Regions from separate parts of the Homo sapiens genome. Here region 1 is linked to region 2. The links are chromatin contacts, found by Hi-C in ENCODE. All regions are on one chromosome and are shown on one strand. Each heading gives the region's core, a stretch centred on a gene start or an enhancer-like site at or near the end of the contact. The rest is flanking DNA. Distances are from core to core; before and after follow the strand shown. Region 1 overlaps LOC100506023 (a long non-coding RNA gene). Region 2 overlaps DNM3 (dynamin 3).

Evidence for each region. A loop is a pair of places that touch in the nucleus more often than their neighbours do. Pooled maps may share reads with other maps.
Region 1: a loop to region 2 is called in a map with no recorded cell type, with 12 times the contacts of the local background. The contact joins two enhancer-like sites. A Hi-C loop is called at or near these places in 2 of 37 single-sample maps with no recorded cell type and 2 of 50 pooled maps.

Annotation. Positions count from the first base shown.
Region 1 is chr1:173,412,143-173,415,845 of GRCh38, reverse strand. All of the region lies in intron 2 of LOC100506023 (a long non-coding RNA gene), which reads left to right. It also overlaps a transcript of TNFSF4 not described here. Among named protein-coding and RNA genes, the nearest start is that of PRDX6-AS1, 47 kb to the left of the region's middle. RefSeq lists enhancers at 1,143-1,192, 1,253-1,412, 1,993-2,042. Within about 2 kb of position 1,570, at least 4 of the 41 ENCODE cell types and tissues checked have a DNase peak (open chromatin) inside an H3K27ac peak, as active enhancers do.
Region 2 is chr1:172,392,032-172,395,812 of GRCh38, reverse strand. All of the region lies in intron 20 of DNM3 (dynamin 3), which reads right to left. It overlaps LOC102724528 (a long non-coding RNA gene), which reads left to right. Exons shown (of 3, transcript XR_001738294.3): 3 at 1,403-2,062. Among named protein-coding and RNA genes, the nearest start is that of C1orf105, 27 kb to the left of the region's middle. Within about 2 kb of position 1,557, at least 14 of the 41 ENCODE cell types and tissues checked have a DNase peak (open chromatin) inside an H3K27ac peak, as active enhancers do.

The DNA of each region.
Region 1 (3,703 bases), core at 321-2,820, 1.0 Mb before region 2:
CAAAAACAGGCCCTCAACCCAGCTCCTGAATACCAGTTAGAAAGAGCATTTGCATTCTTCTCAGTAAATATCAAGCATACTAAAAAAGAAAACAAATTGTTTCACTTACATTCTTACTTGCACCTGTGAGGGAGCCATTGTTACTGTCATTTCATGCATGGAAAGGCTGAGGGTCACAGAGGTTAGCTGATTTGCCTAACGTCGCAGAGCTGAGAACACCAAAGTCAGGGCCAGGATAATTATCCAGTGTTTGTCCCTCTGCCAAGTGCTGCCCCTTGGACTTGGGGCCCTCAGGCCATCAAGACTGGGGCCCTTTGCTCCTGGAGTGTCCCAAATTGATAGTGTAAGGGTGGTTCCGATTGAGTCTGACATGCTGCTAGGAACCCTCTGTTTTCTTCCCTTTATTCTCTTCTATCTTCCTTTTCCTAAGGCTCATCCCACTGTCCATTCTTCATAGGCTTCAAGGTGCTCTTTGACTTTTCTCTGTAGCTAGGCCATGGGACTTTCAGGTGTCACCCATCCTCCCACCCACTCACTTGCCTCTTGACAGTGCACCAGCTGAGGCACAACTATGTGTTGGGGAGATATGTAAGGAGAAATGTGAGACGTGGTCTTGCCCCTAATAAACTGTTAAAGAAAAATTATCCTGATATCTGTGAAAAACAGCAACGAACACTTTATTCAAGGCTATTGCAGTAAGGGTCAAGATTATTGCAATAGGTGAGAGGATTGAAACCCAAATACATCAGGGATAAGGGGGGATTTACAGCCAATCAGCACGCTGGGGGAGTGGATGGAAAATTACTAACAGGAACTTGATTAGGTGGAGGAAGAGGAGCTTGATTGGATGTTGAGGGTGAGAGAATCTCAGTAAATGGACTTAACAAGATTCATTGCTAAAACTTGGCTCATCAGGTCAAGGGCAAGGCCTAGTTGAGAAGAAGGCTTCAGGGAACCCGACTAAAGTTTGGTCAAGGAGGGAGTCTTTGCCAGCACTCACAAAGTCATATGAGAGTCAGGACCCAAACACAGGACCCAAGCTGCTACGAGGCAGTGATGTGCCAGCCATGGCATGGCTGAAGCTTGGAGAGGAGCCAGTGGATATATCTGGGTTATTCCATCCCCTCGCTCCAGGGCTGACTGGCAGACAGTCACACTGGCTTCATCTCAGGTTCATTCATTTCTCACTGCTCTATGATACACCATACTTTTCTTCTACTTCATACTTTGAAGCTTGAATTTCCAAGATTTGATAAGAAAGACTGAAAACCATAAGCAGACTGAAAAGTGCCAAGGCTTTATCTAGATCTTGGACAAGAACTTTAACCTCATGTTTCTTGTTTGCAATATTGAGACAATACTTGTTACAGATTGAATTGCGTCCCCCAATAATTCATTTATTGACTTAACCTGCAGTATGACTGTATTTGGAAACAGGGCCTCCAAGAAGGTAACGGTTAAATGAGGTCATAGAAGGTGGGGCCCTAATCTGGTGTCCTTGTAAGAAGAGGAAGAGATACCAGAGATCTTTTCCTCTGTGCACACACAGAGGAAAGGCCATGCAAAGACACAGTGAGAAGGTGGCCGTCTGCAAGCTAGGAAGGGAGGTTTTACCAGAAACAGAATTTTCTGGCATCTTGACCTTAGACTTCTTACTTCCAGAACTGTGAGAAAATAAAAATGTCTGTGGTTTAAGCCCTCCAGTCTGTGGTACTTTGTGATGGCAGCCTGAGCACACTAGTACAATACCTATCCTGTGGGTTTACGATGAGAACTGAACATAAGGTGAGTTGAGGACCTAACTGCAATTCACACGTTGGCTTGTCCCCCTTTCCTCCTGTCATGTGATTTGTAGGGTGTTAAGGGTCTTTTGCCAGCAGACACCTTCCTTGTGACCATATGATGGTGTGGAAAATTCACACAGTAGAAGCATTCTTTTGGATTCAGGCTTTGCTTCTCTGTATAAACTAAAAGGGGGAATTTTCTGAAAGCATGTTATTATCAGTTAGGATTCCTGGTTTCAAGCAGTGTACATGGATTGGCTGGTTTAGGCCAAAAAGGAACTATTGAAAGGATATAGACTGGGGTACAGGATTGGCAGGAAGGATGGAGGATCAGATGTGGGGCCTGCCAGCTGGCAAAAGGGCCAAACGTCACACCTTAGAATGGGGCGTGAGGACTGCAGGGCTATGCTGCTGGGCGCCGGCTGCTGCTGCTCGCTCCTCTGACCCTGTGAACACTGGCCTGCTGTGACACTGCTGGACTAGACTCTTCTATGACCAAGTCCTCCACACCGATGTGCCCTGTGGTCTCTGTGATTCTGGAGCGCTGCTGTCTCCTTGGCTGAGCTTAGATCATGAACACTGGCATTTTCAGCACTGAGAGTGGGAGGCAACTCTGCCTCCTGTCAAGATTCATAAGGTGGGGAACTTCCCCAAACAATTAAAAGCAGGCTCAAAATGCCAGATGGTCAAAAAGAATAACAAGTTCCCCCACAGATACAGGGAAACCTTTCAGAACCCCCACATAGGAAGTGCAGCTTCACTCACAGGAGTGAGAACAAAGAATTGGAAAGCCGACGGCTGGTTACTCTGCATCTCTCTGCCCCTGTCTCTCTGTCTCTGTGTCTCTGTCTTTCTCTCTCTCCTATATTTTCCAGCTCCACTTGCTAAAGGTAAGGCCCACCTCTGTCCTGACCATTAGAAATTAGTTGTCTCCCTTAGAACATCTTTTTCCTCATCTTCTGCAAATACTTTTCAATCCCCCTTGGAGATTCCCTCCTCTGTCCATTTTTGGTCTGGGTGGGCTCCATCCTCAGCCCTCAGGATGGGCCATAGGACCCCGTCCCAAGCCAATCAACACACTATTCCCTTGGATGCAGGAGTGAGTATGTGACCTAAACAGCCTCGATTCCCACCCCCTTTTTTATTGAACTCAAACTTATCTGTTGCAAAGTGTACAAAGTATACAACTTGATGAATTTTACATAAAATCCGTTGTATACATCTGTGGAATCATTACTGAGATTGAGATACTGATCATTTCCATCAGCCCAGCACCTCCCCTTGTAGTCCTTCTCTGTAATACTCCACTCAAAGATAATCACTATTCCGACTTCTGTTACCATTAATGGAAATTTTACCCATTTTTAAATTCTATATGAATGGAATAATATGTAATCTTTGGTGGCTGGCTGTTGATCTTTCTGTTACTGACTTGCAGCAGTTCTTTATTTTGGATATGAGTCCTTTGCTAAATACATATATTGCAAATATATTTTCTTAGCTCATAGTTGCGTTTTGACTCTCCTAACGATGTCTTTTTAGGAATATTAGTTCAAATCGCTAGTCTTTCCTATGGTTAATGCTTTTAATTTGTTCTATTTAGAAAATCTTTTAATGCTTTTAATTTGTTCTGTTTAGAAAATCTTTGCACACTCTGAGATCATGCGCAAGTTAATGACTTTGAAGGACGAAGAAGTAAAATGTTTTTGTTGCATTTGAGATTGTGAGGCAGTGAGGCTGAGCCAGAAACGAAGACAGAAAGCAGATAGACTTGTAGGGCTGGCCTTGAGATGGGGCACTGTCACAGGGTGAGTCTGAGCTTTGCAGGCACTGTCTATTTACTATAGTTGTGGCTGAAATCAGAGGCAGGCCAAGTGGATGAGACATGGGGCAGTTGACCTCAGAAGAGATTCCTTTAA
Region 2 (3,781 bases), core at 308-2,807:
TAAGCCAGATGGATTTAATTTGGCAACTTAAGGGTGTAAATATATGTTTAGATTCAGGGGTTCCCCCCGACAACACTTACAATACATTGGCAATGGTAAGCTAAAGGATTTCAATGTCGAGTGTTTTAAAATTCTCCCTTTGAGCAGCAATGAAGTTATGACAGGCAAGCAAAAGCCATCAAACTCTCAGCTAAATCCTCAATGTTTTTCTTACATTGCTGGAGGTAGGCATTTAAGGCATGTTTCTGAGTGAAAGATGAAGCATTTACATTTTCATTTTTAATTTCCTGGCTCTTATTGGCTAAAGCAACTCTAGTAAACGTTATTTAAATTTTGCTTCTAGGCCTGGTGTGGTGGCTCATGGCTGTAATCCCAGCACTCTGGGAGGCTGTGGTGGGTGGATCACCTGAGGTCAGGAGTTTGAGACCAACCTGGGCAACATGGTGAAACCCTATCTCTACTCAAAATACAAAAATTAGCTGGATGTGGTGGTGCACGCCTGTAATCCCAGCTACTCAGGAGGCTGAGGCAGGAGAATCGCTTGAAGCCAGGAGGCAGGGGTTGCAGTGAGCCGAGACCACGCCACTGCACTCCAGCCTGGGTGATAGAGACTCCGCCTCAAAAAAAAAAAAAAAAAAATTGCTTCTGATCTTTCACAGAAAGAAGGAAGAAGTTCCCCAGCAGTCCTTTCTTCTAATTTGTTGCTTGGATAAAATTTAGAGGTGAAAGAGCTATGAGCAATGTCATGCCATGAATCGTTGACGTCGTTAAAACAAGAAATAACAAGAACTGTCTGAATGTGAAGGTTTCCCTGTAAAAATCATTCTTTTCTTACAAGTGAGGGAAACAACGAAGTGCAGTGATGAAATAGAAGTACTAGCTTGTGTGTCATCTACAAATCTGTATCTGCTTACACTGGGCAAAACTTTTTTTTTTAAACCCCCCTTTCTTTGAGCTAACATTAACTTGTATATAGGAATATTCAGCAGATTCCAACTGGTGACAATTTGCTACTGACTGGTTGCAGGAAGAATAATAATCCTCTACTGTGCATTTTTCACTGGCCAGTGGCTTCTCTGCCAGACTCCTGTCTTGGCTGTTTTCCTCTATCAGTCAGGTGAAACTCAGGGCAGGGCTTGGTCCCCTGAAACTCAGGAAGGCTTTCCCTGCAATGGCTGAAGCTTCAACAATTTAGAGCCCCAAAGAGAACAATGACAGAGCTATTTGCTATTATTTGTCATGGGATGTGGAAGCAGTTGTGTTTGGTTAGCTTAATGCCAGTTACCACTGGGCTAACAGCAGCATATTGTTATATTTACTGCTGCTGTCTGCATTTATGTTACTTGTACTTTGCCTTATGTAGATCCTTTCTTATTTTCCTTTTCCTTTTACCCTCTTACAGCATAGGATGTTTGGAAGAGTGAGATAGGGGACACATTGAAAACAGAGAGGCAATCTGAAGGCTACCTTGACGCATCTGCAAAGCTCCCAGATTCTGACTTTCACAAGACTTGCTTTCTGTTTCTGGGCCTCGCCTAAACAGACTGCCAGTCATCCGAACCGTGGCAGGATGGAGATGTTTGTGTAAGGTAGACTCAAGTTTGCAAGACTCAAGAAGGAAACCACCAAACTAATTTTACTTTCACTTAAACCAGATTGAAACCAAGACTTGAAGAATTAAAAACTTTGACATTAACCATTGATTCACTCCAATGAAATAATTGTGTTATAGCCAGAATCATGGTGAAATTGGAACAAGGCTTTTGATGGGATTTTTAATTGAGGGACTTATATTAAATTGGATATTTTCTTTAATGAACAGCATGTGGCCAAAATTCTATTTTCATTAAAGTATATTAAGCATCATGACAACTCATATTAAACCTGCAACAAATGATTAATGACATTTAGAGACTTCAAATGTCATGAGACACCTTAAATATTAAGAATCAAAAAGAACACCTCAAAGTTGTTTCTATTCTTAGTAATTATGCTTAAAAAAACATCTTTCCTTGCTTTGAAAGCCAGTTGCTAAAAATAAAAACTGTTCCATGAAAAATCACAATGCCCAATGATAAATTTATGTATTTGTTTTTTAAAGGGGGAGGATGGTGAGAAAAATAGAAAGCTCCTGGCTGACATCAGAGGTCACAAGATGAGTTCCTCATTTGTCCAAATGACATTCAGCTGCTAAAAGAAGTCAGACTTTTAGAGGGCTGTTGAAAAGACAGTAAGTCAGGAGGTTTTCAGTACATGACTGCAGGGGAATCAGACACAGGCTAGTCACTTAAGTTGCTTAATTGTCCGTGTACCCTTAGCCCACGACTTCAGGGCTCAGCAGCTTCATCCTTCATGGCACCAAACCTTGACGTAAGGGATTCAAAGACACACTCATAAGAATCGTGAATTTGTCCTCATGCAAAATTTGGGGGACTGGCTACAAAACCGAAACAAGGAGATCGTATCCCTAAGTGAAAGGGACTTTATATTAATTGTCAGTTATAACAATATGTAAAATACATAAAAGAGATAGAGCACTGCAGGCCATCAAGGTCAAACATTTGAAACAGAATTAAACTAAATTATAAGGAGGATTAAATGGCTTTTGTCTTTGTAAAGAAAAGAATATGCATGCATTGATTGCCTATGTAGAAGGATTAATAAATCTTTTGGCATGGTCGATTTGTAATAAATTACTGAAAATGTGGGATTACAATGAAACTCTTAAAGTGTGCCACATAAGTCAAGGAAGCCACCTAAGTCATGGGATGGGCATGAGTGAGACACTCTGGAATAATCTTGATGCTACTCTGGGACTGCCCTTGCAGGGTGGGACATCAGCTTCACTAAGGGGCTCACCAGAGACTCCTTCAAGGGAGCATTTCTTGGTTTCCATATTGTGTTTATGTCATTTTGATGAGCTGGAGTAAAACCCAAATCCTTTCGAATGATTCAGTTTTGTCTTTTTAAAGAGAAACCATCATACTTGGTGAACAAGGGTGGTCAAAAAAAGTACTTGAATATTGAGTGATGAGGTTAAAAAAAAAAGTTTCTTCTTGCTTGGTTGGAGACCCTTCCTCCCACCCTTATCCCCTTTTGACTATTGCAAAATAGCTTAGTCCAAGGAAAGGGAAGAAGACAAATGAGTGAAATAATGCCAGAGTTCATTATTGCCAGGAAAAACACACTCGGATTCAGTGAATTTGTTCCGTTAATGTCAAAGACTGTGATTCCCAATTAACTAATTTTAAGAAGCTATATCTGAAAATAGTTACATCAGCTCTAAAGTTAATGTCTGATGAAGATCAGGATCTTCAATTAAGAGAATAGGAACCCTAAAGAGGTGGTGATGTCTGTTTAAGATCATCTTGTTAAGTAAATAAATACACACTGGATTGGATTTTCAAACAGCATTTAGCCCCTTCAGAGAAGTTGAGTGGAGGTGAGAGGGGAGGTGACAATCCAGATATTCTGGCAATAGAAAATGTTCCACAAATCACTGATTTGTGTATACTCAAGTTACCAATGACAGAAGCATACATACTAGTGAATCTCTTTGGGATAGAGATGCTTCTCTAGTTCAAGTGGAATTAATTAAAACAGGCATGTAGTTTGCAATATTTCCAGCTCCCTAACTGAAAGGCTCCATGCACATAAACCAGAACAGCTTGAGCAGCTGAGAAAAGCTGGGCCAAAAATGACTCCACCACCTCTCTCCTTCCTCTCCTTTTATATTGGAATGGAAAGATACAATAATATATATTTTTTAAAAGCAGAACAC